Regions from separate parts of the Homo sapiens genome. Here all the other regions are linked to region 2. The links are chromatin loops, found by intact Hi-C in ENCODE. Cell type or tissue: mammary epithelial cell. All regions are shown on one strand. Each heading gives the region's core, and the rest is flanking DNA. Links, peaks and the distances in the headings are about the cores only. Region 1 has its middle 36 kb from the start of CASC17. Region 2 overlaps CASC17 (cancer susceptibility 17). Region 3 has its middle 6.1 kb from the start of CASC17.

Region 1 (10,688 bases), core at 1,000-8,999, 120 kb after region 2:
ATTGTTTTTTTAAAAAAGATCTGCTGTACAACATTGTGCTTATAGATAACAATACTGTATTGTAGATTTAAAAATCTGTAAAGACTGTAGGTCTCATGTTGAGTGTTCTTACCACAATAAAAAAGAAAGGAAAAGAAAGAAAAGCATTTTCAGTTGAATATTTACTGAATCATAACCATAAAGACGTAATTGCCCTTTAACATCTCTAATGTTAACATTGATCCAAATTTAAATTGATTTCTCCTGTGCCTTAACCTTCTAAATCAAATGCCTGTCTAGCTTCTGGAGTATGAGTATGATGCAGCATTTGTTGACACTGTATCAGTATTGTGGGGAAAGTAAAGACAGAGATAGCACTAATTATCATTAACCTTGGCCCAGGTCTTCAAATGACCTATGTGGTCTTAGGAAAGTCACACATCCTTCATTTTTATAAATTCTTAAAAAAAAAAAAAAAAACAACTCTGCCGTAACTATCTCACCAGAACTTTTACATCCAAGTCTCAGTTCAAATGTCCCCTCTTCCGTGAAGACAAAGTGTTTCATGTTTTCCATTACATTTGTAATGGAAACACTTAGAATGTTTCCAACATAGATCACTGTTTACATACTTATGCTATTTGCTGGCTTTAGAGAGTAAGACATTTCTATGGTTTGAATGTCCCCTCCAAAAATCATGTTAAAATTTAATTGCCAATGTAACAGTATTAGGAGGCGGATCCTTTAAGAAATGATTAGGCCACGAGAGCTCTGCTGTCATGAGTGGATTAATGCCATCATTTCAGAAGTAGGTTAGTTATTGCGGGAGGGAGCTCCTAATAAAAGAAAAAGTTTGTCCCCGCCATTCCTTCTTTTCTCTCTCTCCTGCTCGCTCCCTCTGTCTCATGCTGGCTTTCACTTTCTGCCCTTTGCCATGGGATGACCTTGGCCATATGCTGGCACCATGCTCTTGGTTTTCCCAGCCTGTAGGAAAACAATCGTGAGCCAAATTCATTTCTAGTCTTTATAAATTACCCAGTCTGTGGTATTCTGTTATAGCAGCACAAAATGGACTAAGACAGCAACTTCCTTTGTGTCTCCCGCAAGAGCCTATTAGATACTTGCTGAGTTGAATTAAACACTAAATGTGAAAGCATAGCATACTACAGCTATATTGAGTGGTGGTTGGGATTAAAATCTAGATTGTTGGGTTGATATTTTAGTGGAGCAAGTGTTTATCTTTGAATAACGATTCCAAATTCCCACATTTGGATGTGAACATTTGGCTATCATTATTGATTCCTAGGTATTTTCCCATGCTATTTTTAGTGTCAAAAGATTAAAATGATACTTAAAAACAACATCAATAACAAAAAAACTAATTATAAATGTCATCTTTTAAATCTACAATAGGGAAAAAGAATGTAAAATACCTTGGAATAAATGTTTACGTCTTACTACAACTATAACGCAATCACCTTTTCTCCCATTCCCAATAGTTTCAAGCAAAAAATGTAATGGCCATGGGCTTTGGGCCTATCAGAACAAAGGCTTGAATTAAGCAAATAGATTGTTTCAAACAGCAGCATGACAGTAAAAAGATTAATGAGACACATCTTGGAAATGAATAGATAATAACATACTCTTTTCTCAGATTTCCCCTTGCCCCTCAAAATCGATGAATCGCATTTACCCTCAATGCAACTAAATGGGAGAATTAAAAGTAGGGGAAAAAATATCAGTCACAGGTATTCTGCTTCTGGAAGGCCTCTAATTCTATTTCCTGTTTGACATATTATTTTATTCCCATTTTCTCTAAATGTAATATAGTAACTTGCCATAATAAACGGTTCTCTAATTTGCCACTTTTGTGATTGGCATTTTCAGATTTTTCAAGGACGCTATTGGTCGTTCCTTCATATGTTGCAAAAATAAACGGAAAAACTGAACCACATGTCATTGTTGGGCGGAATTTTCTGAATTTGTCTTGAAGCCAAGAGAATTTATTTGACTGTCTGGGGAGTATCGAGGCAGATCTCTTGTTCTCAAACAGACACCAAAGTTGCTTGAACAAATGGTTCGCGTTAGCTGGAGAAAGACACTGAATGGAAACCATGTGCCTCTGAACCTTGTGGTTTCAAGTTGAACCACAAGCAGTGAGAAGAGCTGTCAGTCTCTAGTCTTGATTTCGGCCATACTCACGGGGAAGAGAAAAACTGTCAGTGCCACCTCTTATGTTGTCTTAATAAAGAGACCTGTGAGCTCGTGCAGTACAGACTGTCTCTGGGTGAAGAGTAAGAGACAGAATCTCAAGAAGCTTCCAGTGGGATGTAATAAAGACACATGATTTTTCTCTATGGACATCCACACATGGTAAAGGTAGCAAATCAAGGCCTTTCTGAGGAGCAGAAACAACCCAGGGAGGCTAACGAACATAAAAATCTGGCATCCTCTTATAGCTATCATAAAGGTGAAGAAAAACATCCTAGAGGAATTAGCTTTGAGACCCAAGACGGTTAAGGTTGCTAGAACAGAAAAACAAGAAAGACAAATTTTTAAGTGTTACCATTTATCAAACTCCAACAGCAATAAGGGAATGTTATAAAGGAATATTAAGTGCTATTTTATATCACAATGGCAAAAGAATCGTTTAACTACATGTAAGTATGGCTTCCTCAATGAATATAGGCATGCCTTCACCTAGCCATTTAGATGATGGAATCAGTTTCTGAAAAATGGAATAAGGTTTGATGTTGAGTTATCTAGCAACTAGAAGGAATAGTGAAAACATTTTTTGCTTCCTCTTCTGTGCCTTCTATTAAAAACCTCTTTGCCTCAGACTGATTTACTTTAAGCAGCTAACACTTCTACCAGTTTGAAGAAAAGGATAAAGAATAAGAAATAAATTGTAACTATTTACTACAGTTAATATTAAACTTTCAAGTATTCTACAAATGTACAATACTGGTGCAGGATGTTGACATTAGTGGGCAGGGAGCATATGGGAGATCTCTGTACTTTCCTCTTTCTTTTGAGGTGAATCTAAAACTGCTCTAAAAATAGTCTTGAAAAAAGTGCTGGGCAAGGCGTGGTGGCTCATGCATGCAACCCCAGGACTTTGGGAGACCAAGGTAGGTGGATCATCTGCGGTCAGGGGTTCAAGACCAGTCTGGCCAATATGGTGAAACCCCATCTCTACTAAAAATACAAAAATTAGCCAGGCTTGGTGGTGGACATCTGTTATCCCAGCTACTCGAGAGGCTGAGGCAGGAGAATTGCTTGAATCTGGGAGGTGGAGGTGGCAGTGAGCCAAGATCATGCCATTGCACTCCAGCCTGGGCAACAGAATGAGACTCTGTCTCAAAAAAAAGAAAGGAAAAAAGTGCTAAATGTATTATTGTGATATACAGGAGGCTAAAATCAAGTATAACTTGAAAAGTAGGCCAAGTGACTCATATTAAAAATGAATAAATGCGTACCCACAAAAATTTAAAAAAAATTTAAAATGTATAAAATGAATAAATATAAATGTAAACATAATATATAATTACATATAGCACACAAACATATAGCAATAGAGAAAGACGAGTATGTGTATACTCACACACACACACATTTCTACAATTTAATATAGTGATTTATACCTAGAATCAAGCAGCTTTTGGGGGACTTGGAGGTTTTATAATACAGAAGAGATAAACTGCAATTACTTTTGACCATTTTGCTCATCTTTTTCTTTTCCTTTTCTTTTTTTTGTTTAGATGGAGTTTTTTTGCTCTTGTTGCCCAGGCTGGGGTACAACAGCATGATCTCAGTTCACTGCGACCTCCACCTCCTGGATTCAAGAAATTCTCTTGCCTCACTTCCCAAGTGGCTGGGATCACAGGCATGCGCCACCACACCTGGCTAATTTTGTATTTTTAGTAGATGGGGTTGCTCCATGTTGGTCAGGCTGGTCTCAAACTCCTGACCTCAGGTGATCCGCTGGCCTTGGCCTCCCAAAGTGCTAGGATTATAGGATTATAGGATTATAGGTGTGAGCCACCGCGCCCGGCCTTGCTCATCTTTTTCTAAGAGATTCAGTAGCCCAAGCTAACATAGATTTCATTCTGTTTCAGCAAAAAATATCTGTGACATGCTCATGAACTGTCCTTCCCAGCTGTTTACCATTCACCTCTATTTTTCATTCATCTCTGTTTTCTGTTCACTTCTGTACCATTTCTTTCTGTTTTCCTGAGAAATGAGCCCACTGAGATAAAGACTGGCCCAACAAGAACACTGAAAAGCATTCCTTAAGGTGAAAAATAGAAAAAAAATCCATTTCTGAAGTTCTTTTTAGACTTACAGTTTTGAGCATTGGTTCACAAATTTGCCTGCAAATAGAGTCAATAGAAATTTTTAAAAATAGACTCAAAACAGAGCCAATTATAATATGTTGATGAGACCCAGTTATCAGTACATGTATTTCCTGGGTGAAAAATATCTTAAAATTACAGCATTAAGTTATGTTATCATTTGAATAGAATTATTTTACACGAGCTAAATGACATTAACTCTATAGTTTTCAGGTAAATCATGAGAACTTGTCTAATCATCAATTGGATGTTGTGCCATCTGTGTACTTTGATCAATAAGATAACCTACATGTGTACGTTACCTTTAATTTGGTACATTTTAAGAAATAAAGACATTTCTGATAATTTTAATGATCAAAAAAGCAAAATGAGGTACACCATCATTCCAAAACAGATTCCAAGGCATCGAAGTATTTGTTCAAATAAAGAAATGAACTAAAACATTACACATATCAGACTCCAAAAGGGTCAACAACAACCCATAAGCTCAATAGACCCATCAGCTCAGAACTAATTTTGAGCCCATGTGTCAGTCAGTATTTATTAACCACCTACTATGTGTCAAGCACATGTGGAATTTGGCAGTCTATATTCCAATGCTACAGAATGTTCTTGGAATGGCTAACTCATTTCAAGACCTATGTTGACTATAATGTCTGATCACTTGTAAATTCTCCAAATATCTACATCATAGTGGTAAGCGCTGTATAAGCAAGACATTCTCAAACACCATCACATATTATCCCTATTTAATTGACCAAATTGCAAACATTCAGCGTGTTTACATTTGATGTACGTTACATGATATAATGCTGAATGTGTCAATTGTGCTCATGATTAATGTAAGTTGAACGTTACTATTATAATATCTAATTTTCTGAAATGCTAAGGTAAAAATTTTCCTATTTTAACATTTCTGAAATTAAGATGTATCTTATCATTGAGTATAGACTGGGTATGGCTTATATTTACTCTTCCTTCCATCAGCCTCTCCCAACCTAAAAACTAACATTACATTAAATTGATATCTTAGAGTTGAAGACTGTTTAGAAGAAAGAAATACAGGAGCTTCCCTAAGTAGTTCAATAACCCTATGTATACATCATTCTTCTAAAGTAGGGGAAGGAGAAGATAAAAACAAAGATCATCAATGTTCAGTCTGGCTGATAGACAAAGCCTAAGTATTATTGCAGAATATCATAGTCCATATTATCAATTTCCAGCAGATGGCATCTCACACTGTTAAGTTAGTCATTGAGGAGCCTATGGGATGTCCTTGCTTGGATAACACATGGAACTCCAAATTGTGCTTGTGTTTCATGAGAGTACATTTGCCAGCACAGTCACCTAGAATGAGAATTTCTGTAACTAGCCTCAGCATGTGGTCACTAAGATTGCCCACAAGCATTTAGTATTTTCAGCAGAACCAAAGCATAGTGCACATTTTAATGGCAGTGACTCCTGTTTTAGAACAGTCTGCACAACATAATTGTAGGGCAAGGTGGGAATTATGAGTCTTAAACAAGTCTTGTAGGTGGGGATAACATGTGTATTAAAATAACCAAAACCATTGGCTCTGCTTTTCTGCAGATAAGCCTCACACAGCTATGATTCACAGCACTGTACAGCTGCATCTTTCTGGAGAAAATCTTGCAGTATTTAACTGTGCCTTCTGAGATATATTCAATTTTTCCACTTTTATTAAAATTTCCATTATGATAATATTTGTTTTCAGTACTTCAATGAATAATTTTAAAACGCATATTAACATATGAATCTTTGCATCCTAGGCAAACTTGAGAACCAATGTTCAAAACAGTAGGGTTAACAGGAACTTCAGAAATTGATTTCTTTCCTATTTTTCCCCTTAGATTCTTTTCAGTGCTCTTGATGGGACAGTATCTATCTGAGTGAGCTGATTTCTTCAGGAAACAGAATTAAATGGCACAGAGTTAAATGGTACAGAGGTGAACAGAAGACAGAGGTGAATGGAAAACCGAAGTGAAGGGTAATTTGTGAGCATCTCACAGATATTTCTGCTAAAGCAGAATGAGATCTATACTACCTCAGGCAATGAATGTCCTGGAAAAATCCTGGGTAAAATGTTCAAAAGTAATTTCAGTTTATCTCATGTTGTCTAACAGTCACTTGAAGACGAAAGAGAAATTTCATGCGGCAATAGCTAAGCATGGCTTTTTTTTTTACACCGTATTTTATTAGACTGTGGAATCTTCACCTTGTTCTTAGTCAAATTGTTCAAGATAACTCTTTCTCAGCACTCTATTTTTTCTTAAATGTCAACTAATTATGCTAACAAGCATATCAACAAGAATATATAAACCCTCATTTTGTTCAATTAACACTAAATCAGCAACTGATTTCAGTGAAATAGTGGTTTCAAGATGAAAGGACGCATTTGAGCTACACGATGTCTTTAGCTTGATCGAAATTCATAAAAGCTCCTAACATCAAAGGGGAGAAATAAGATCACATTTTAAGATAATACAATTCTAAGTTATATTTTTTAAGTTGAAATGACATCATAAAAATTGTGCCTAACAAAATGCTAACTGAATGTCCCGAAGAACAGAAACAAAAGCAGTTCGCATTGGAAGCTATTTTAGATAAGAAGTTTTGATGCTATAATGAAGAAAAAAATCAAGTAAATTGCTTCTTTTGGAAGAGATAACAAAATTTGTCACCTGAATAAGTGTGGGAATTGAAATAAAACCTATAAATGAGTCCATTTTGACAGAATGCTGGTATCAAAACTCTACAATGAATTACCAATTCTATTCAAATGATAACATAATGCTGTAATTTTAAGATATTTTTTACCGAGGAAATACATGTACTGATAACTGGGTCTAATCCACCAATTAGATAATAGATAAAAAAATGCTGACTTGTGGTTCGCATGAGCTGAAAAAAAAGGACATTTTTATTGAAATGTCTAGAGTGTCGTTGTAAATGTAGGTCTGAAGTTCAAGAGAAGTTGGAAATAAGCTTTATCCAAGAGTCTTCCATGCAGAAATAAGAGTTTAAAACTCTGGAATGGGAAAATTTCTGAGATAGAGAGTATAGAGAAAGAAATGGAGAGTAATGGGAACCACTGGGTAATGAAACTTGGGTTAGATAATCATTTTATCTGCCTTTGGCTCTTCTATAATGCATATGACTACCATTTCTGTAGAGTGAGGCCAACTATAGTACGGGTGAATTTAATAATAAATTATAAGAAAAATGTTCCACCATTGTATTCACATTACATGAGTGTGAGCATCCCTTGCACATCCCTAGTACTCCCTAAAAACTGAAGGAGAAACTAATTATAATGTATTTATTTGTATTGACTATGAAACGTTTTGTTCCCCAAATGCTTGATTTTCTCTCTTCCTTATCAATCAGTGATCAAATTCTTCTAAAGATAAAATAAAGATTGCTTTATGTTTTATATTAAACAGAAACTAGTGTAACTCTGCCTAATTAAATGGCTCCTATCTAATCCTTCCTAGTCAGTTCTGGCAAAATTAAAAATTTAGAATATTGAACAAATGAATAGTCTTCCTACGTAGTATTTTTCTATTTCAGCTACAGCCAATGAAAATGTACAAACTGGATTAACTAAAGGAGAGATGATTATCTGTCTTTTAAAGCAGTAATGTTTAGGATTACCTAGGGATGTAAGTAATAAGTAGTCCCTGTCAATCAGGAGGAAAAAAACTTCAGTCTTTTTTATTCCCAAATGGAGCCCCAAAATGACTGGCCATAAGCAAAATGGCACTGTGTGCTTCTTTGTTCCCCACCCTCAACTCCCTCCTTCCATTCTGACCCTTCTCCTCTACTCCACACCATCAAAAACCTGCTCCCATATCTCATATTCACACTACAAAATACATGAAAGTTTTTATGCAAAGTTCACCAGGGTGGGCAGAGAGGATGGGGAGAGGCATAGTTGAATCTTATCTTGGATAAAATCAAATTAAAAACACTGAACACTAGTGGGGAGATTTGTAGCAACTACCCATATTAAGAATGTTTGGGCATGGAGAGAGGTTCAAGAAAATCTTGTAGAGTTTCATTGAGTTAGACTGGGCAAAATAGGGATGAAGGCATTGTTTGGCAGACAGCAAACAAAGGAGGAAGCAGAAGATTTCAAACCTAATTTTGCAAATGATTTGGGGAAGAGATATGTCAGTCTGCACTCACTATAGTATTTCCCCCACGGTTTATTTTATAATCCACTGAGAGCAGATTGTTTTTAAAATATCTGTTATATACTAGTTACCTTTTAAATGTTTACCCTTTGAAGGACTGTGATGCTGTTCCTAATTTACATTTATGATTATTCTGTCATCATTTATGTAAAATTGACTAAGAGGGTGTTTTCAGGAATCTACTGGAAACCATGAGCAATGTAAATTGCCAAGGTGCCAGAAATGTAGGAGGGCTAATTCTATGACCTTACCATTAGTACTTTATATCTGCTCTATTTGGACAAACTTATGGAAGGAAATATACTTTACTTTTCCATAGAAGAAATTAAACACTCGTGCATTAATATGTCACATACAGGAGTTCAATGCCTGCACTGTAGTTCCACCACATATTAACGGGTGATTCCACTCTCTGAGCAAAGCCGACTGCAGACAGAGTTTTCTTCCTCTCTTGTCAAACATCCCCTACCTGAGGCACCAGGATCTTGTTCAGCACTTGAGTCCAGAAACAGCAAATTCAATCTAGCTGTGGCAGGCCGAGGGTAAATTGGAATGCCAACTCTAGACCGGGATTCAAAACCACGAGCCTCTGGAAATAAAGCTTGGACTTGGAGAAATGACACCAACCTCAAGCCAAGAAATCTCACCCAGTTTGTTTAACAGTTTTCAGTGCACAGTGAATATAGATAACCACTAACATTACTCCTGTTTTAGTTTAAAGCATATCCGACTAAGAACTTAATGTAAGGTGCCATAAGAATGAAAACATCACACTCTTCTCTGGGTTCTCAGTCTTTGAGATATTTTGGCGGTCACCTGATTGCAAAATGTAGCAGCAACTTTCTTTTCTGGTGTGCTAAGATAGTTTTATCTCATTTTTCTACCTGTCAAGTGCTAGTTTCATGCATTAGCTGGAGCTACAATAGGAAAATAAAATGGACACTGCAGATATTCTATAAATATATCTAAGTCTATGTCTTTCTATCTACTTATCTCTATCTTTTGGTCTACCTATTGTCGGTCTGTTTGTCTATCTGTTCATGTATGTATGTATGTATGTATGTATGTATCTATCTATCTATCTATCTATCTATCTATCTATCTATCAATTAATCATCTATCTCTTCAGATCCTCACTACACCATCATCATCTCTGGCTCTTCAGAAATCCCCCCAAAGTATCAGAGACTGGCAGAACAGGAGTCAAACCACACCTCAGACCTGACAACCCTGGATTCATTTCCTCATTTTTCTATACCTCTTCCATCCTGCTTCAGGAAAGCCATCCCAAGCTCTCACTTTATTCATTGTAAAATATGTAGTGTGGAAATTCAGAAAGATAATGAGATATAATGAAGTTCACTGGTGTCTTAGAAAACATTTTTAAAATCTTATCAAAACTTGAAATTCTATGTGAAATCAGTGTTTATTTGTCCAAAAAAGATTTTAGCCACACTAGTCATGAAATGGCTTGTCTATTTGTGTGAGTGTCATATAAATAGGCTTCATTCATTTTTTTTTTTTGAATAGACATAACTTGGAATTCTGGATTGTTGGGAAGAAAACACTATTTGACTCAGGTGGGGTACAGTTGAATGATGACAGCCATAGAGATGATATTGATGATGATGATGATATCTATTTGTTAGGTGTTCAGTCTGTGCCAAGAATGATGTTGAGCTTTACAGTGTATTATTTTAATTAATTGAACATTCTAAAAGTTGATCCTATACACTTTTTAAATTTCCTCTATTAACTGCCAACACTCAGCTTCTGAAGCCAGTAAGGGATGCCATATCAACTCATCATCTGTTTTATTCTCATACCTTAATGAATGATTTACCTTCATTCAGTTGGTGGACACAAGTTACAACCAGTGGCAGCACTCATTAATTTGCGGAGCCACTGGACCAAAGGAAGAACTAACCAAATTAAAATGGTAAACATTTCACACTTAACAAGCAGGATAATGAATTACTTACTTATGTCCTCATTAGCTACAGTATGGAAACTTGCCAGGCCGTGATAAGCTTCATAAATAATCTTTTATTTTTTATTTTGGCATTTAGTATTCTTGGTTTTTTTTTTTGAAGGCAATAATGTTGCCTGAAGATAAGACAGGGAACGTACCATTATT
Region 2 (10,688 bases), core at 1,739-9,738:
CATGCAACACTTGACTGAGAAAAATCAGAAGACTTAAATAATATACAGTGCACATGGATAATTTATTCTCTGATGACAAGGGTATCAATATATTCATTCTTTTCTCTCTTCCATCTCATCAAATTCCATCTTTCTTTAAGTGACTAAATAAGTGACATCCTAGGCTGTGGACTCTCTGCCTACTCTGCTTTTAGAATATTTGACCGAGCCTTTCCTCTTTTTCTCCGAGGGACAACAGCTGGTTTTCATTATGCATCAGATTATGATACACAACAAAAAGAAAATGGTCAAAATGAATACAAAGGGAGTTCTGCTAATACTCTAGTTTGTTCTTGGGGGTGTCAAGGTGAAGAATCCATACTGTTCTGTAGACCACTGTAAACTTAATCCATTTCATCATATACAGGAGTAAAATTCAGCAGTATTTTGTTAATCTTTGCTGCCCTTATTTACTGTGGGAGAGGCGCTTTGGTTTTTCCTCTTCTTCCTTTGGTATAGCACTAATGTATTTTATATGTCTTTAATCTCAGTTCCAGTTCTGTCAATATTTGAGCTTATCTTAAACCGAAGAACTCCAAAGGAGAGTCAAAGAAAGTAAATTCTCACCCCGGAAGGCAAATAACAATTATTTCATTAAACATTCAAATCACAAAGAACACCTTGGACCAGTTCTTGATATAAATAAGAGGCTGCAGACTTTTCCAAATCCCTGCCCGTGGGATGAACACTTTAAAGGTCCCAAGATTTCTAATAATGGGGCTAAATTTCCCAAAATGTGTTTTTCTGCTAAAAAATCCAGTAACAAGGAACTGTACAAATTCTAATCTCTGTATGAGTCTTCATCTTTGGAATGCCTATTCCTGAAGATGAGAGATGGATAGTAGGAACCTATGTATCGATCTGGGTTAGCCCACTGGGCTCATTAATGAAATATCACTGGGAGGAGCAGCCCAGCATCCTATACGTGAGCCAAGCATTTAGAATTGCCTTTAGGATTCTTCACACTGTTAGCAGCCAAGAACACAGAATCAAGTTCGGATCACAATTATGGATGCTACCAGGGGTATCATAGTTGCTCAGCCTGTTCAAACAAGTATTGGTTTTTTTCATAAGCTTCACTTTCATAAACTCTGGAGGTTGTGTTTCCATAATAAAAGTGAGCTCAACCTTAACAAAAACATTGCATAAAGCCACACTTTTTGTTTTCTAAACCGTAACTAATTAAGCACTAGGTGGGTGACCAGGTCTAGCTGATGAGTATTTGCTGTTAATCTGGGCTTTCCCATTCCCTATAGGGCAGGAAAACACACGTGTGCATGCACACACACACAAACACACACACACAAAGACAACCATATACACAAGCATATAATATTAAAGATTGAGGTAGCTGGATGTTTTTCACATCTTCCCTTCCTTCTGGATCCTAGCAGGGATAGTAAAGAGATACAAACATTCTCTGAGCATAATAACTTAAGGTGATTGTTCATATGGACAGTGTGAACATTCAGTTGGTTTGCAGATTCCACACTCTGAGGGCAGATTCCACACATTGTCTTGACTCTTTTTCCTTCTCATTCTTTCTGCTTTTACACCACTGATGACCCTGTCTCCATCCTGCTGGGAAGTAATTAGTGCTGAAGGAATGACAACTCTAGCACATAAGTGGCAGGGCCATGAGGATGAGAAGCAAAAAAAGAAAAAACGGAAGGGGCCATGGGGGAACTAAATCAAGGCAGCTGGAGGCAGGGGCACCTTCCTCTGGATGCTGCGAATGGAATAGCCATCCGGGTGCCCCGAAGGTCAAGTACTGAGATCCTGAATTTACATAGAAACCAAAAGAGTCAAATCTAGTGACAGAGGAGAAAGCCGTGCTGTCCAGTGGAATGTTCTTTAATGAGGCAACATCCTATAATCTGCATTGTGCAAAGTGGCGTCCACTCATCACAGATGGCTAGTGAGCACATTAAATGTGGTTAGTGAAACTGAGGAGCTGAAATTTTGGAGCAAAACTGAGTTTTTAAAAATAATTTCGATTAATTTGAATAGCCACATACAGCCAAGGGCCATCATTCTGGACAGTGCAGGAACAGAGAAATCACTCACAATTTCTCATCTCTTTTTGTGAACACTTTAGCAGGCTGGTACAAATGACATGAACACCAGATAAAGGGTTGCTTATATATTATTACAGATACTTTGTATTTGGTGAACATAAAGAACACCTGGTACTTAGATTTCCCTTCAAGTCTGCAGTAGGCCTGAAAATATTAATAAATGCATGTATCCAAACAAAATAGTAGCAAAGCTACCCATGTTAAGCAAAGGCTTTAGAATCAGATGGGATTGAGTTGACATCCTAGTCTCCAGACATTCTGGTTCTATGATCTTAGATGAGATATTGAAAGTATCTCATCCTTTGTTGCCTCATCTGCCAAAATAGAATTAAAATGTCCCATTCATTGGAATGTGATAATAACTAAAGTAAGCAAGTTAATCAAATACTACAATATAGGGTTTGAGTGTCCCTACCCTTGCAATGGCTACTTCCAATGTTTAATCATAGGCAATTTATCCCAGGAGTATTATGGGCTTAAAATAATAAGAAGAAGAATAATAATTATGAAACATAATAAACAATGAATTTAGCTAGCCCTTCATTTTAATGTATCCTGTATGCATTGGTTAATTAGCTTTGCTATAACAAAAAAAAATCAATATACAGTGACTTAAAGAAGAGAGATATTGGCCGGGTGCAGTGGCTCACGCTTGTAATCCCAGCACTTTGGGAGGCCAAGGCGGGCAGATCACGAGGTCAGGAGTTCGAGAGCAGCCTGACCAATATGGTGAAATCCCATCTCTACTAAAAATACAAAAATTAGCCAGGCATGGTGGCACGTGCCTGTAATCCCAGCTACTCAGGAGGCTGAGGCAGGAGAATCAAATGAACCTGGGAGGCAGAGGTTGCAGTGAGCCGAGATTGTGCCACTGCACTCCAGCCTGGGCGACAGAGCTAGACTCTATCTCAAAAAATAAAAAAAGAGAGATATTTATTTCTCCTCCGTATCACTTCTCTGAGTTGAGCAGTTCAGGTTGATGTGATGGCTTGGCTGTATGAGGTTTGTCCCGCGCTCCACTTTTTTCTGTCTTTTATTCACCCACTATCCCCTTGAGCAGGTGTCGGCAAACTGCAACCAAAGCTCAAATTCAGCCTGCTGTTTTTGTTTATAAAGTTTTATTGGAACACTGCCTCACCTAGTTGTTCTTGTATTGTCTGTGACTCCTTTGATGCTACAACAGCAGAGTTGAGTACCTCAGTGACCTTATGGTCTCTAAAATATTCACTATTTGACCTTTTACAGAAAAAGTTTGCAAATCTCTGCCCTGTGATCATCTGCATGTTCAAAGCTGGATCAAAGTCTCAACAAGACAGCCTCGAGAGGCAGAAGTTACACACTTCACTTTTTTTCCATTCTACTTGTTTCTGTATTCATTCAATCAATATTTGAACACCAATTTGTGCTGACCACAGCTCTAGTTACTTGGAACACATTCCATTAGTAAAAATTTAGTCACATGGCAACCTGCAGCCACCGGAGGGTTTAGAATAAAATGAAGCCTCCAAGGAAGGCTATGTGGCCAGCTTAAGCTCATTATAATTAGCTTTCCACTTTGCAACTGTAAATTGTTACCTGGCAATAGGATTATGTGATTAAGAAAAAAGTAGGGAACAGATAGCCCTGGAAGAGAACCAGGATGAAAAGCAAGACATCGAAAGATTTTCATATGATTAAGATTTCGTAATTGAAGACTGGATTTCTCAACTAACAGATGTTTATCGAGCTTCTTCCATAAGCCAGACTTAGAGAATACAGTGTTGAAAAAACCATGTGATCTCCATGAATTTACTACTTCATAATCTAAGAAATTAGTGTGCAACATCCGTGTCCTTTCTAAGACGCTTACTTCATACAGGGAGGAACACTCTATTTCTCAATGCAGCAATCATTCTTCTATTGAATAGAAATTTTGTAAAAAACAAACCTATATTAGCTTTCATCAGCTTTATTTCTCCAAAGTCTTGTCTGCACATTTATTCTTTCAGAGGCAACAAACAAAATTCCATACTCAGGTATTGGTTCCCTTTTGATGCTCCGAGAAGCACTAATTAATGTTTTAGAAAAGGTATAAAGGATACGCTACATCAGGGAGTTCTGGAATGAAAGAGAACCATTCCACTGAATTTATAATCTTGCAGGTACGTGGTAGCTATTGTTGTAGTTACAATACTTACAAAATACCTAAAAAACAGCCTAATTGACAAGCATCCTGACTGTTTGCATTTACAAGTCAATTTCATTAAAGAATTACCTCATTTGATCGTCACAGAAACCACAGGATATAGATATGACTGAAGAGATTAAGGAGCTAGGAAATAAATCTGGGACTCTGAAAACAGGTCTAATTCTGATCCTGAGAAGCATCCAGGTTGTTTGAGAAATGAAGACCAATAAGAATGAAAGCCAAAGAGGAAAATGTGGGTGTAAACTGACTATAATAGAATGCTACTGTTTGCATAGAAGTTTATAAGAACAAAATAAGACAGAAGAGAATGAGAAGATCCAGGACTATGAGTTCAGTATTGTGCTTGTTTAATATCGAGATTTCAGTCCTACTGAATCATAATATCTGGAAATGGGGCCTCGGAAACTGAGTATTTAACGAGCTGCCTATGTGATTTTGATGAATAGTCAAAGTAGAGGGCTACAGTATAAAGAATGTTCCTGTATCCTGGGATGAAGCAAAAAGAATCAGGACACAGAAGCTGGCAGCGGCAATAGAAAACAGAAAGCTTAGAGGACATGTGTCCACTTATTTATCTACGAATATTTATTAACCATGTATAATATTCCAAGCTCTGTGCTGGGTGCTAGGAGACAATGGTGAGTAAAAGAGGGAAGGCTTTTCTACTCATGAAGTTTACACTCAAGATAAAACCTCCTAAAGAAGTAAAGAGACCTACTATTTGATAGCACAACACGGTGACTATAGTCAAGAATAACTTAATTCTATGTTAAAAAAAAACTTGAGTGTAACTGGATTGTTTACAACTCAAAGGATAAATGCTTAAAAGGATGGATACCCTATTCTCCATGATGTGCTTATTTCACTTTTTATGCCTGTATCAAAACATCTCATGTACCCCGTAAATAGATATACCTACTATGCAACCACAAAATTTAAAAATAAAAAAAGCAAAGAGAACCCATGATGCCAGACTGAAATAAAAACAGTAAAGCAGAGGATATTTTTAAATTGCTCTAAGATTTCTAACATAAAATAGTAGGAAAAGCGTGGCTTCATTTAAATGAAGGAATTGGGAAATAATAATATTATGATAAGAAATACATTCCCCCCAGTTTGGGTAAGACGGGGTTTCAGCTGATGTGAGGGCATGTTGAATTTGGGGTACCTCTGAAAAAAAATAGGAATGGGAGAAAAGTTAGTCCAGGGACAGGCCTAGGAAAGCAGGTATTTGTCTAATCTGATGTTTATTGGAAGCCATGAGAATCAATGAATGTATCCAGAAAGTGAGACTATGAACAAGACAAATCTGATGGTAACATTTTTAGCTTTAAGACTCACAGATAAAAAGCCAGGCAAAGAGAGAAAGTGATCATATTCAATGAATACAGGAGGAAAGATGAGAGCAGAAAGAATCCAACTAGGAAACCACACAGTTGGAAACCAACGAAGAATTTTGAGGATGACGTTGAGGTCATGAAGAGGTCAATGAGCATAAGGATTGAAGACACCCACGTGAGTAAATCAAATTTAACACTTTGGAGAGCAGATTTAGGAAGACAATGAGAAATAAAGGAGAGATTTTAGAGTGCCTGACAGCAAGTAGGCAGATACAACTTAGGGACAGCGGATATAGGTCACTAATGAAGAATAAAAGTTTAAAAAGTAGCTCGAAGACAACCTGAGCATTACTGAGAATAGGAACAACAACAACAAAACCATGTAAAGGAAGTAATTGAAAAGTACAGAAAAAGAGTGGAAAATTCTATAAATGAGGAAGAAATGGCTCCAGGGGAGTTTTAATAACTAGAAATAACATACAACCTTTCAAGTCATTTTATTCCAGAAAAAGATTACCTGTATCCATTTAAACGCAATTGTTAACTGTGTTTTCTTTCATTTAATTGTTTTAGGTTCTGAACATAGAAGAGGTCTGTTTTCCTATCATTCGACACTGAAATGACGTTTCCAGGATAAAATTCTCCAATTCATGTCGAGTGTGCTTATCCATGTTTTCCCCAGGTGACCATCTAACCCCCTCAATATTTTTTTCCACCAGGTGGCAATGCCCTCTTACTATTGAAGAGCTGAAAGCTCAACATGACAAAAACAGTGAATAACCTGGGTTTCTGAAAGAACATTCTGACAACTGTCTTTGTTTAGAAAGTTGACATTTTCATCAGAGTTGCCTCCTGGAAAATCCATTACAGATTCCCAAACTGCTGATTATACACAACCTGAGAAGAAATCTAAGGGAAGGTGACTGGCTGCTTTATATCAAAAGAAGGTCACCTAATGTCTTAAACTCAAAGTGTGTTTTTTTTTTTTAGAAAGAAGGAGAAAAGGTTTTTGATAATCTGAAATTTTGGCAGCATAGGGCAGATAACAGAAAGTCTGATCTACTCTCAAGAAAGAAAGGATGGATAAAACAATTGATTAAGAAAAAAAACACAAAATGAGAGAGTGAGGGAAAATTTTAGGGATTGATTTATATATATTTTAAATTAGTAATCAATAAATATTTGATGAATGAATGAAAGGACAGAAAAGAGAGTATCTGATGAAATGCAATATTCTATGATCTAGTACTCCAGAAATTGTTGAAAGAAAAGGAAACATTTTGAGAAACATCAAGTTTAGAATATAGACTGGAACAGGGGTCAGCAAACTGTGATCCATGAGACCATTCTGGCTTAACACCTGTTCTTGCAAATAAAGTTTTATTGGAACAACCACATTCATTTATTCACAAATCAACTATGGCTGCTGCCATGTGCTGTAACTGCAGAACTATGTGTTTTCCACATAACACCAGGCCCACAAATCCTAAAAGACTTACTAACTGGCCCTTACCATGAAAAGTGTGATGATTTCTGGAGTAGCATTTAAGGACATGGGTTTTAGAACCAGATAAATATAAACTTCAGTCTCAGTTCTAACACTTAATAGCTGTTTGACCTTAACTAAATTGTAAGGGTTAATGTAGGCCTTGCTTTTAAAACACTTAGCACCCTGCTGATACACAGAAATCATATTACTCATTACTATCTCTCTTGTGTAAACTCAATGAGAAACTGAGATAATTTCCTCAACTCTCATTAATCCTCAAAAACGAAAATATTTTGTAATTATAGACAAACGGTGGAGAATAAATGTACCTCCTTTTAATTCTGGCAAACCTGCTTTCTCCAAATAACTCCTCTCTGTTTCCTTCTCTTTCAGTAGAGTCAAACTCTTGATGACGGTATTTAGCAGTTGGTAAATGCCTAGTGTGCTGAGTCTGTGCAGATCTGATACTCTTCACAGTCCCTGACCAAAGCCCCGGATCCTGAATCTTACAAAATGCAATGGAATCTTGAAAAATAGAAAAGACATGGGGCAAGTATTCAAAACTTACCCTAAGTGCTTCTGACCCTGAATAGCTAAGGCTCAAAATTGGCTTACAGAACATGCAATGATGATTTTGATGGTTTTTCGTTCTAGTTTCTAACTAATTCAGTGTTTGGCTGCCAGTAAGGGCCTTTGGCAAACACCTATAGGAGAAGTGTCTAAAATGTAAAGTGAATCACTGGAAATGGGAACTCTGTCAAAATAAGGGAATTAAGTTCATTAAAGGTGTGGTAGCTTAATTTACTGTGCCAGTTCATACTGATCAGGGTTGGCACTGAACACTCAGCTAGTGCAAACCCACCCAAACTTGGCAGAATAAATGACCCCAACCAATCCAGCCTCTTGGCTTTCTCTCCAGGTTAAATGTGCTTAAATTAGTAAAAATTGGGTTTGGACTATGGGCCTTTCTTGTCTTCTAGATTGGGGCTGTGTTGTATCAACTCCATGAGACAAACAGCAAAGACAACTTTGCTCATGGGGTAGAATGGTTGACATCTCCAGGTGAGAAAAATGGCCTCAAAAGTCCCAGAGTCTTTGGGAACTGCATCAAACAACCAAGGAATTTATGTCCAAACTCTGTAAACACACATTTCCAAGATGGCATTTAGGTAGATGGCCTCTTGGTAGAAAACTAAGTAGGTCCCTGGAGAGCAAGACGTGAGAGCCAGGTGAGGCTGCTCCTGGGATCACTATAACCACATTGGACATGATACAAAGTCAGGAGGTAGTGTGTGGGATGTGATAGGGGTCCACTTGCTGACACACAAACCTTAAAACCTAGATGAGGTTCACGTGGGCATGGGGTACCATGTCAAAACACAGTGTGCCAACTACTTCTATGAGGAGCACGGATTTGCCTCACCATAGAAGAGGAGAGCTGTAGGTGTTTCAACTGACACTTTCACAGATCACTTCAATATATGGAAATCCTATTTTGCATGTGATTTACACAGTTGAATTTATTCAAAAGAGATTTATGTTGTAATTTGCTAAGTACTCTGAATAGAAAATTAAAGTGACTGTCCCTGCCCTCATAGAGCTGATGTTCTGGTAGAGGAGACAGGCTTTTACATGAATAGCTATAATGGTATTTGAATAATAGCAAACAACAGGCAAGGGCAGGGTGCTAAACAAAGAAAGGAATTAAAGAAATTAAGTAATGCTTTGTCAAATGGTGATGTTGGACCTGCACCATGAGGGATATGAAGATAGTGTCATTCCCTGGCCCTCTGCCCTTCATTATGTTTTCTAAAAAGGGACCAGAAGATTTACTTAAAAAGCAGCCATAACTATAAATGCATATTCTTCTCTCCTTTTCCTCAGCTCCACATTTTACTAGCACTGTTGGATTTCCCTAGGACCCTAGTGAAACAACCAGAAATTTGGATAAGAACATTTAAGAAAAATAACGTATCTCTGTTTCATTACACGTGGATTATTTTTTTGATGTTTCTTTCTGTCAGTCAGAAATGGACAGGTGAAAATGTTATGTAAACCCTCAATATCAGTCATCTTTATAGTTACACTAGTATTCCAGCCATTCTTTTCATTAAAACAAATAAAAAAAAAACTTGGGAAGAGACTACCACGTTTAGTTAGAAAACAGTACAGTCAGCTTCTTTTTTTCTTTTTTAATGTGTTTTTATGGTTTGCTTGTGTGCTTTTCATCAAAAAATTCTTACTGTCAAATTAATTGAGAAACTTACAGTAATTGATGGCCATTCTGGGATGTCTCAACAATACTGCTGCCCTAAATAATATTTCCTAATGATTATTAAGCCTGAATAAATGAGTTTTTAAAGGTTGTCAGTATAGCCTATTTCATAAATATTTATTGAGCACTGTATTAGCCTGTTTTGCAGATAAGGGAATACTGGAGGCTGGGTAATTTATAAATTAAGAAAGGCTTATTTGGCTCACAGTTATGCAGGTTGTGCAAGAAGCATGGTGCTGGCATGTACTTGGCTTCTGGTGAGGCCTCAGGAAGTTTACAATCATGGTAGAAGGTGAAGGGGGAGCAGGCATGTCACATGGTGAGAGAGGGAGCAAGAGAGAGAAGGAGGTGCCAGGCTCCTTTAAACAACCAGCTCTCAAATGAACTACTAGAGCAAGAACTCACTCGTTACCATGGGTATGGCACCAAGTCATTTATAAAACATCCATCGCCATGACTGAAACACCTCCCACCAGGCTCACCTCCAACATCGAAGGTTACACTTCAACATGAGATTTGCATCCAAACTATATCAAGCATCTATAATGTGCCATGTGCTAGGCAATGGGCATAGCAGAAACAATTATGAGCAAGACAGACACAAACCCTTGCTCTCTTCATCTAATATAAGATACCAATATTATCACAGTGATGATTTTAAAAAAAGAATGCCCAAAAGATTTCCAACTAGGATGTTAAAGAGGAAGAAAAGGACAATTACATGGAAAGTAGGAATGTGGCTGAGAATAGAAAAGGCAGCATGGATACCTAATTTATAGAAAATTGACTTAAATTTTATTGGCAGGAAGAATCATTTATGACCTTTTACTATAGCCCTTAGGGTTTAGGTTGACCAACGGATTCACATGAATGTCGTGGCATTTTATAAGGAAAAAAATTGTAACAAAAAAGAGCAAATGTGAGACATGCCATGAGAAGGCTAAAAAAATCTTTATCATAAAAAATGAGCAAGAAAAAATGTAATGACTTTTTAAAAAAAATACTGAAACAGAAAAGTTCAAAAATCTCTTCTATAAGGGTTATCCTTGCTGCAGAGATTCTAACCTTGGCAAATGAGAATCTGCTTTTCTTAACCACTCTTCACTTTTCTATCACTTATTTCACTCCCAGTATTCTGCGTCGCACTCATTTGCTGCATACAGCAGAAAATGGTTACTATTTCTACTTTTTGTGGTGCTAATGCATTTTCTCTGACAATATTCGTAGAGAAATTGTAAGAAGGAAAAAAAATCATCGCTCAAAATATGAAAGCAATTTC
Region 3 (10,688 bases), core at 1,248-9,247, 91 kb after region 2:
GAATTCACTTAGCAAAGAATCCACTTGGAGAACACACACAGAAAATGAAAGACTAAACAAAATTTTAACAGGTCTGTTCGCCACTTAGTTTCTCCTCTTAGGTGCTTTAATTTGTTGCTTCACTCTGTACATTTCTGGCATTTCTGGGAGGATATTAGTAAGTTACTGTTTCAGAACTCATTTGGATCTTTTTCCCCTCCAGAACTCTCTTACCTCTTTAGTGAACACATTTTTAGGCAATTATAAGAAGCTGATTAACCAATCTCAAGACATTTGGAAGAAAATAAGGTAGATCAGTGGGGAAGATCATTAGAGTTAGGAGTAATTATTCCACCAGTTAATAACAGCTGATATCCTGATGACCCTATCATAAGAGAACTAAAATAAACAGCAGTAGTTCATAATGTGTGATGGTTTGGGGACATTTGGGGTAGTAAACAATTCTATGAAGTTCAGTTATGAATTCTTCGCTGGGTTCACGATGACAGAAAAGAATTTCTGTTCATGAAGGGTGACCTTTGCATACCTCCAAAAATGTAAGCAGCAAGGCTGAGTTGGGAGGATCACTTGAGCCCTGAAGTTAAAGACCATCCTGAGAAAGATGGCAAGACCCTATCTCTACAAAAAAATAAAACAAAATATTAACCAGGCATGATGGTATGTGCCTGTGGTCCCAGGTACTCTGCAGGCTGAGATGAAAAGATTGCTTGAGCCCTGGAGTTGAAACTGCAATGACCCGTGTTCACACCATTGCACTCTAAACTGGGCAACAGAGCGAGACTTGTCCAAAAAAAAAAAAAAAAAAAAAAAGTAAGTAATAAAGTAGTTAAAACTGAAAGTTGTAGAGTAAGACTTTAAAAATTACCTAGTATAGTTTCTTCATTTTACAAAGCAGAAAACTGAAATTCTGAGAGACCACTAAGTGAATAACGTACATTCAATCAATTTTTTTAAAGGGAAACTAATTTATCACCTAAAGCTAACATCAAGCCATATCGAATATATTAAAAAATGACACTGCTAAATGATAAACAAGTTTGGTCACTGTTTTAAATGGGATAAATTTTGAAATCTAGAACCAATTATATTTATTATTTACTATAAATCAAAACTTCACCGTTGAAAGATATTGTCAATCTTTCAGATTATAGGAAGTTGTAGAGGACATGCTAATGGGCTTCCCAGATCTTGTTTCAGTGATGAACTGGTTGACTCAGAAGCTGGAATGCTGCTGGCATAGGGTCAGACTCTCAGCAACACCCTGTGTAGCCACATTGGAGCCTAAAGCAAAAGGAAAAATGTCTGCCCCCATATACACTTACCAAAATAGCCTCTCATATTTTAAACTAAGTGAAAAAGATAGACAAAATGAACCCAAATCTTAAGACTGTAAATAGAGTCCTGCATTGCTCAATTTATTTGAACACCACTGTCAACTCTCATAAACCTTCCCAGTGGGGACTCAATACCCAGTGGTTTGGAAATGACTATTGCCATTACAGATCCATCACACAAACAAATGTCTGTCTTTATTTAAAATTTGGATATTTTTTCATCTTGGAATTGTTTGCATTAATTTTGATTTTTAAAAATGTTATTAGGCCAGGTGTGGTGGCCCATGCCTGTAATCCCAGCACTTTGGGAGGCCACTTCAGGATCACTTGAGGTCAGGAGTTCAAGACCAGATCAACCAACAAGGCGAAACCCCATCTCTACTAAAAATACAAAAATTAGCTGGGTATGGCACACGCCTGTAATCCAGCTGCTTGGGAGGCTGAGGCGGGAGAATCGCTTGCGCCCAGGAGGCAGAGGTTGCAGTGAGCCGAGATCATGCACCACTGCACTCCAGCCTGGGTGACAGAGCAAGACTCTGTCTTAAAAAAAAAAAAAAATATATATATATATATATATATATGAATATATAAAAATATGAATATATAAATATATTAATATATATAAATATATGAATATATATAAATATGAATATATATGAATATATAAAAATGTATGAATATTTAAAGGATATATATGTGTGTATATATATATTTTTAGACTATATATGCTGCACACTAAACCCCACCTTTACGACACTTCCCAGGGAACCCTGCCTGTGACAAATATGCAGTTAAATTAGCTAATATTTATTGAGCATATACTAGGTTCACTGCATGTTGATATTTTTATTTTACTCTCACATCAACCAGTAAGGTAGGCACTATTTCTATTAAAATCAGTTGTATACAAGATAGCACACTTTAAATGAATAAAGTAATAATAAACCCATATGTAACCAGCATGCTGTGTTGTAACACAAGGTAACTGAATTTTCTTTCTTTCCTCACTGGCCTAAATATTACAAAGATACTTAACCCGAAGATGAAGGCATATATATGTGGTCCAGAACACATCTTAAGAAGAACAGAAAAGGATTTTATACATTTTAGGGTTTCAATTGAAAGTATCCTGAAATCTAAATAAAATTCACCAAAAGAGATAACCTTCAGCTATTTAGAAAGCTTATTATTTTCCTTTCATTCCCTTGTGATCCTGTGGATGAATGAGGTTTTAATATCATTTTATAAATGTGAATGATACTGGTTAAAAATTTAAGTTCCTCATAATCTCAACATTTTTACTTGTTCTGAAATAGAATGCCATTAAAGACTATAATACTACATGGGTACCACCTATTACTACTGTATATAAACATATGAATACATATGTTTGTCAAGTATGGTAAAAATATTTTCACCTCATTAGCAGACTTACTTTGTGGGATCCAGTGTGGGACCCCACAAATTCATATGCATTCTTTACAAATCTAAATCACCAATTAGAATGGCAATCATTAAAAAGTCAGGAAACAACAGGTGCTGGAGAGGATGTGGAGAAATAGGAACACTTTTACACTGTTGGTGGGACTGTAAACTAGTTCAACCATTGTGGAAGTCAGTGTGGCGATTCCTCAGGGATCTAGAACTAGAAATACCATTTGACCCAGCCATCCCATTACTGGGTATATACCCAAAGAACTATAAATCATGCTGCTATAAAGACACATGCACACGTATGTTTATTGCGGCATTATTCACAATAGCAAAGACTTGGAACCAACCCAAATGTCCAACAATGATAGACTGGATTAAGAAAATGTGGCACATATACACCATGGAATACTACGCAGCCATAAAAAATGATGAGTTCATGTCCTTTTTAGGGACATGGATGAAATTGGAAATCATCATTCTCAGTAAACTATTGCAAGGACAAAAAACCAAACACCGCATGTTCTCACTCATACGTGGGAATTGAACAATGAGAACACATGGACACAGGAAGGGGAACATCACACTCTGGGGACTGTTGTGGGGTGGAGGGAAGGGGGAGGGATAGCACTGGGAGATATACCTAATGCTAAATGACGAGTTAATGGGTGCAGCACACCAGCATGGCACATGTATACATATGTAACTAACCTGCACATTGTGCACATGTACCCTAAAACTGAAACTATAATAATAATAAAATAGAAAAAAAAAGAAATTGCTTTAGCAAAAATGTTCTCTATTTTAAATGCCTTTGAGTCTGGATCATTTGCTAAATCATATTCCTGAACTCATTGTGGCACATCTTTTAAGTCTGCAGTTATGGCCCCATGTTTCTGAGCATATTGTATTTTGTATTTAGGTCTCTTAGTGTTCTGGTTCATATGAAATGGCGCTATTTATTTATTATAAGATCTCACATTTGTTTTAGCCATCACAAGTTAATGTTAGGATGAATTAGGCCCTAGAGATGTAATATCATCTTTAAAAAGCTGCTCTGAAGACAGAAAGCTGAGAATCAAAGCATAAAAAGAACTAAGGTACAAAGTCTGAGTGTCTAAGTTCATATTTCTTGCATGTAACTACGTGAACAGATTAGATCCACAATCACTTTTTTTTTGGTCAAAAAACAGCTCTTAGACTGCAAGGAGAATGTGCAATGCATAGGAATGACTGGATAGAGATGTCTGTCCAATGACTTTGGGCCAAAGGTGGGGTAAAAAATGATGAATGGTTCTGCGAAACTACTGTTCTCTCTTTACTTGCTCTTGACTTCACATTTCTCAATATTTTTCAAAACAACAATGATGTTTGAAAGACCATGTCATTTGGTTGATTTTTAACATGTTAATGTCCCCTAAATATACTACCATTTAGCCAAATTATCTGAGGTTGTGAACTTTCTGAAGAAATCAAGAAATCATGCAAAACAGAGTCTGAAAGAGCTGAAGGTAGCTAGTAATTAAATCCAATCTATACAAGTATTAGAAAACCCCAAGCACAACTACATTTTGTGAACTAAGGTAGTCAGCAATTTGCAACCACCTGGTTTTCCTAAGGGCCTAGCACAGTGTCAAACCAATTTAAACAAGCATTTATTGAGCATTTTTATGTGTCTGGCATGGTATTAAGTACAACAGATTTAAAGGTCATTCATTGGCCCTGCCCTTGAGCACTCAATATTAATTGAAAAGTTTTCTACAAAATGTAGGCATTAAATTATTACTATGGCAAACAAGTTTATAATGTGATAGGTCAAATACTCGTTTATTAAAGTGTTAGGGATATATATCTATATATATATATATATATAGATATATATACACACATATATATGTGTTGCATTTCAGGTTATGGCCATTTAGCCATATTGTTAGAAGCCACACTGGAGTGCGCTCAATAGAAATATATCCTGTGGACGTGCTTGAGGAAAGAAACTCACATTTTCTCTTAAACCTTCAAGATACTTCATCTGGGCCTTAAGGGAAAACCATAAGGTCAAATAATTCTAATTGTTACAAAGCAATATCCAGTAGCAGAGTACCAAATATTGCAAGAGTTTATCGACACCTGAAAGGCAATTCTGGATATTTTTAGGTAGATTTTATGGAAGTGGACAGGACTGCGGAGGAGACCTTGTATTAGAAGCCAACCATCATCGCCACAATGACAATATCATACAAATGCTTTATTTAAGCCCCTTCATCTAACACTTTACATCTACTTTGTTTCTAGATGATTTTAAACATTGCTCATGTCTTAATATAATTTGTTCCAGAGACTTTTCAGGAGTTTAATAAGTGGCTAACTTAAAGTAACATCAGAGGCTGTCTCTATGAAGCTAATGGTTCTATGACATAGTCATCACTGAGTTCCCAGGTTGTCCATACCAAAATAGAGTTTATGATGTGTATGCCCCTGCCCAAACATGCTTTATATGCCAGGGGGTGTTGAAATGATGTCCTGCTGGCACAGGTTCTGTTTACCACATTGCCTTGACTTCATGAGTTGGGGCACATTCTATTTGGGTTGCGCAAGCCAAGATCATCATTGCATAAAGCAGGAACCCACAAATTGCTATTTCTTAGGTGACCCGATAGTGTCTGTTCACAGCAAAGGCTGAATGAGAATTACCCCTGGTTTCTTTGGGACGTGGCAAAGCAAACTTACTCAGAGTTCCTTGGTTGAATCCAAAAAAGAAGTCATCTACTAAGATGAGTCACTGTTGAGCAAAAACCTTGTCTGCTACTCTCTTTAAAGGTTATGTGCTCTTCTAAAATTACATATTTTGATTGATATATTAATGTGGCTATATTGTGGTTGCCTAGAGACAACTTGGAACCCAGTGAGTTGGATGATGATGTTCTTTGTCACTGATTACATCATCTCAGACTTCATGCTCCATTCATACCTTAGAGGGACAGAAATATACTTGCCCTTTTCACTGACGAAAGAAGAGATATTTTTAGATTTTGCCTTCCTCATTTCTATTAGGCAATTTTTTTAAATTTATACTTTAAGTTCTGGGATACATATGCAGAATGTGTAGGTTTGTTACATAGGTATACACGTGCCATGGTGGTTTGCTGCACCCATCAACCCGTCATCTACATTACGTATTTCTCCTAATGCTATCCCTCGTCTACACCCTCACCGCACAACAAGCCCCAGTGTGTGATGTTCCCCTCCCTGTGTCCATGTGTTCTCATTGTTCAACTCCCACTTATCAGTGAGAACATGCAGTGTTTGGTTTTCTGTTCCTGTGTTAGTTTGCTGAGAATGATGGTTTCCAGCTTCATCCATGTTCCTGCAAAGGACATGAACTCATCCTTTTTAATGGCTGCATAGTATTCCATGGTATATATGTGCCACATTTTCTTTATTCATTTGGGATAAGGTCTATCATTGATGGGCATTTGGGGAATGGGAGGGCATTTTATTCATTTGATAAATATCCTGTCATGTAGTTTAATATATTTGTAAATCTTTTGGGTTGAGTATTATCACTTTAAAGAGACTAAAGAGACAGAAATGACAGTAAACGAAGAAAGAAAAACTTTGCAAATTATTTTCTTTTGTCTTATTTATTAACTCAGAGCAAAATGTATAAACACCTATCATTATGGTTGTTAATTATGTTCCCCCAGCTTTATAATTGTGATCATCTGAGATACCATGATAGACATCCTAAGTCTCTTGACAAGATCAATTGAAAAAAAAGATAGGTCATCATTGCATATGCAGTTGCCCAAAGAGCCAAGATCTCAAGAAATTTTGTTTTTCACAAACGCAGATGTACAAAAAGGACATCTCTTCATTTATCTAGCATGTGGCAATGTTTTTACATACGTGCACAATGCTTATACACAAAGTCAGTGTTCTCATACTGTACTTTTATGGAGTCAAATTTGCCAAAAACAGAATAAATGATTTAGAACTCTCAAGAGTCTTTACAAAATATATACCAGTATTGGAAATGGTGTGAAGATGAAATACATAGCATAAAAGTTATACAAAATAATGCTAACAACTTAAAATAGCGGGGATAACAGGAAAAAAAACAAAACAAAAAACCCTAAAACTGGCTAAAAATAAAATCTGACATATGTAAATGCATATCACAGGGATAGATTAGGAACAATTTCATGAAGGTAGTCCCTAAGGGCTGGCCAGCCTTGATAATCATTAACTATGATTAATAAGTCTTGCATTGCAATGAATAGCTGCTTTTTATCTTTGAGGGCATGGCTTTCCTGGGAGAATATATTCACATTCATTTTCTACATGACGCTATTCTTTATGAAATTCTTCTACGATTCAATATATACCAACATGAGCATTCCCTATTAAATTTTCCTGTCTTCTGCGTCATGGTTCTATGTAGTTTGGGGTATACAGGAATCCATTTCCCATGTACTTATATAGAGACCCCAAATTCGGCAGAAACAGTACAAGTAATCAAACAGCAAAAATTGTGTTAAAACCTTTTTATCCTACTGTGGACATAATTATTTTCTAACCAGTCAGTGACTTTGCTGACTTCTTCAGGCAAATGTGGCTTTAATTCAATAAAAGCTCCTGAATTTTTATCAACTGAAAGGGATGTCAGTGTAGACAAGTGACACATTTTTAAGCTGATATTTTTGTCATTGCCATTGTGGCCAATTTACTCATCTGAATTTTCCACCAAATGCAATTTACTCATCTGAATTTTCCACCAAATGCAATAAGAAAGCAACAGTTCTGCCTACTATGATGCCACCAATATGAAGCCAGTATCCTACACACAGTTACAACCTCAAGGAAACCCTTTCTTATAATTTGACTTTCAGGATTTTGATATTTGAGATTTTAACAATTTGAGATTCTGATTCTTGAGATTTTAGATATTAGGGAATTTAGATGTTAGAGATTTTAATCTTTTGGAATTGCAACATTTGGAATTATGGCATTTGGGACTGTGTCTTTCAGAATTATGGTTGGCAGTGGTGCTCTCCTATAGCTACAAGGATCAGAGAAACTCTTCTCTTTGCAGAAGAGTTTTTTAATGATCCTCAAAAGATCAAAACAATTAAACATTTGGAGATAAGAAGGCCACTGGCTGATTATTTGACTTATGAAGACTAATATGTTGTAAAGTGAATCAGAACAGGTACCTGAGAGTGACATAAATATTTAGATGACAAAGAATCTTAACTAATGTGGTGGCACTATAAATATAAAGCCATGCATAAGTGTACGGAGAAATTCAAGGGGGATATCACTGAGATTTGATCTGACTTTTGAGGCTGAGTGTGTGGTAGAAGAGTAGCACTAAGAACAGAAAATGAAATATCAAGAAAATAAATCACTGTGATCTGAAGATAGAAAGGAAATACTGAGCTCAGTTTTAGATGTTTATCCTAGTTAACTGTGATGCCTTTCAGGTGGTGATGGGTCATCCAGGTAAATATGTCTATCAGATATTTGTATCTGTGGTACATAAATTTGGGATAAGTGTCAGGATTTGAGAATTTGAGGAAGTAAAATTTGAAGATGTGAGGCCAGAAGATATTTTTCTAGTCTTGAATTTAACAATATCTATATAATAACACAATTCAATATTTTTTGTTCATGTATCTCTGGATCCAAAGGAATAAAAGAGATTTCCACTTCTGAGATGGAGTGAATGTACTTTTTCCTTTTCCTTCTAAGCTCAATGAAAAATCCTGCACATTATGTATAATGCAAGCATGAGAAGACTCTGAAAGGTAGAGAGAAAAAGGCAGACTGGCTATGAAACTTAGGACCCAAGAAACCAGAAAGAAGTGAGTTCCCTCACTTTTCTTTGTGTCTCATATGTCCCAGACTTGGGGCTGAAGAAGCTAGCAATCCAGAAATGCCAATGAATACAGGCAAAAGGGGCCAAAATAAAAGCCCACTCTCTCTAGCCAAAAGTCCAGGAAAGGGGCAACCTACCCAGAAAACAAAAAAACAAACAACAACAAACAAAAACAAAAACAAAACAAACACACTTTTAGACAATAGATATTATACTCCAGTAAAAACTCACAGAAAATAATATGCCTCTGCCCCTCGTCTCACAAGCAAAGACAGGTGGGAAGCCTAAACTTCAACCTGGATGTAATCACGGAGCCCAGATCTTTTTCTGGGGTGATGTCAAAGAAGGTTGAGTAGGAGACCAAGAGTTTCATCTCCATCAGGCAGTCATAAGTCTTGCCTTCCCCTTGGTGTCAGGGGAGAACACATGGAGAGCCTGGACTTTTACTCTGAAAGAATAGTAATGAAAGGTGCTCCTCCCACTCCCCACTGAGGAGGTCAAAAGAAGGCCTAATAAAGACTCAAGATTTTCATCATTACCTGGCAAAAATTGGTCCATCCTCTACCCTGTGGTATCAGTGGAGGTCATGAATGAAGAAATAGCAAGGCACTCCTGTCCCTCCCAATGAGAGAGGGACAAGATAGGAATTACATCCAGCCTTTCCTCACTAATCATACAAGTAAGGAGAGAGTGGAGTTAGATAAAGTGTTGAGAGAAAGAAGCTACCAACTTAGAATTAGGTACTCTATAGAATTTTTTTTTAAGTGAAGGAGATAGAAAGGCTTTCTGAGATGAACAAAATTGAGAGAATTTGTTGCCAGTAGACCTGCTTTGCAAGAAATTTTACAATAAGTTATTTAGAGAAAGAAGATTATGTAGGATAGAAACAGATCTATACAAAGAAAAGAACACCAAAGAAAAAATAAGCAAATAAAATTGTTTTTTCTTATTCTTAACTGATCTAACAAATATTTTGTTCAAAATAATAATAGCAATAATATATTCAATTACAGATGCTTATGTATCTATGCATATATGTATAGATCTATTTATCTATTCATAAACATATATGTATTTATATGAATGACATCAGTTATACAAGGGACAAGAGGGAGTAATTACAATTTTTTGTTATTATAAGATATTCACACTATACATGAAGCAGTAGTTGTAAATGTATATTGCAAACTTTAGGGCACCCACTAAACAAAGGTAAAAAGAAAAAAAAAAAGAATAACTGACATGCTAAGGAAAGAGTGAAAATGGAGTCATATTAAAATGTTAAGTTCAAACCACGAAATGCAGAAAAAGAGTAAAAGACATAAATGGGAACAAAGAAGAAGGGCGACAATTAGAAAACAGTAACAAATATGGTAGCTGTCAATCCAACTATATTAGCAATCACTTTCAATGTCAATGGTTTAAATATATCAATTATAAGAAGGAGATTTTCAAAGTGGATCAAAAAACAAGATCCAGGACAGATATAATTAAACTTCTGAAAACCAAAGGTGCAGAAAAAAAATCACAAGAGCAATAAGAGAGAAATTATATCTTACCCATAGAAGAAAACATGTGAAAGGACAGTGGATTTCTCATCAGAAACCATGGAGGCCAGAAGCAAGTAGCACACCATTTTTCAAGTAAAGTAAAGAGCTATTAACCCAGAGTCTTATGCCCAGAAAAAAACATCCTCTGGGAATGAAGGGGAAATCTACACATTCTCAGATGAAAAAAGATGAAGAGAACTTGTCACCAGCAGACCTGCTCTAAAATAATGGGTCAAGAGAGTTCATTAAGCAAAACAACAACAACAAAATACAAGTAAGAATCTTAGGACATGAGTAAAAAAGAAACAACATAATTAAAAAATGGGTAAATATTATACACTTTCCTTTTCTTTTTATGATATATAAATTATCTGACTGTTGAAGTAAAATTTATAACGTTGTCTCATGTAGTTCTAAATATATAGAGAGGAAATATTTAGGATGATTATAAGCAGAACAGGATAAAACAATTTAAAGGGAGATAGGATTTCT

Evidence for each region. Peaks named below come from ENCODE experiments on the same cell type or tissue, not always from the same donor. Only the 100,000 strongest peaks of a DNase experiment are listed, where the experiment ranks them.
Region 1: it touches region 2 in a loop (5-fold over the local background); 2 of 110 quality-filtered maps call a loop at or near these places.
Region 3: it touches region 2 in a loop (4-fold over the local background); 2 of 110 quality-filtered maps call a loop at or near these places.

Annotation. Positions count from the first base shown.
Region 1 is chr17:71,232,428-71,243,115 of GRCh38, forward strand. No RefSeq gene overlaps it. Among named protein-coding and RNA genes, the nearest start is that of CASC17, 36 kb to the left of the region's middle. In mammary epithelial cell, for the core only: a CTCF peak has its summit at 5,569 (motif pointing right); a DNase peak (open chromatin) is centred at 5,664.
Region 2 is chr17:71,111,894-71,122,581 of GRCh38, forward strand. All of the region lies in intron 3 of CASC17 (cancer susceptibility 17), which reads right to left. Among named protein-coding and RNA genes, the nearest start is that of CASC17, 85 kb to the right of the region's middle. RefSeq lists an enhancer at 1-771. In mammary epithelial cell, for the core only: a CTCF peak has its summit at 6,361 (motif pointing right); a DNase peak (open chromatin) is centred at 6,378; H3K27ac peaks cover 236 bases.
Region 3 is chr17:71,202,937-71,213,624 of GRCh38, forward strand. No RefSeq gene overlaps it. Among named protein-coding and RNA genes, the nearest start is that of CASC17, 6.1 kb to the left of the region's middle. In mammary epithelial cell, for the core only: no CTCF peak of the experiment used is centred there; a DNase peak (open chromatin) is centred at 5,455; H3K27ac peaks cover 2,612 bases.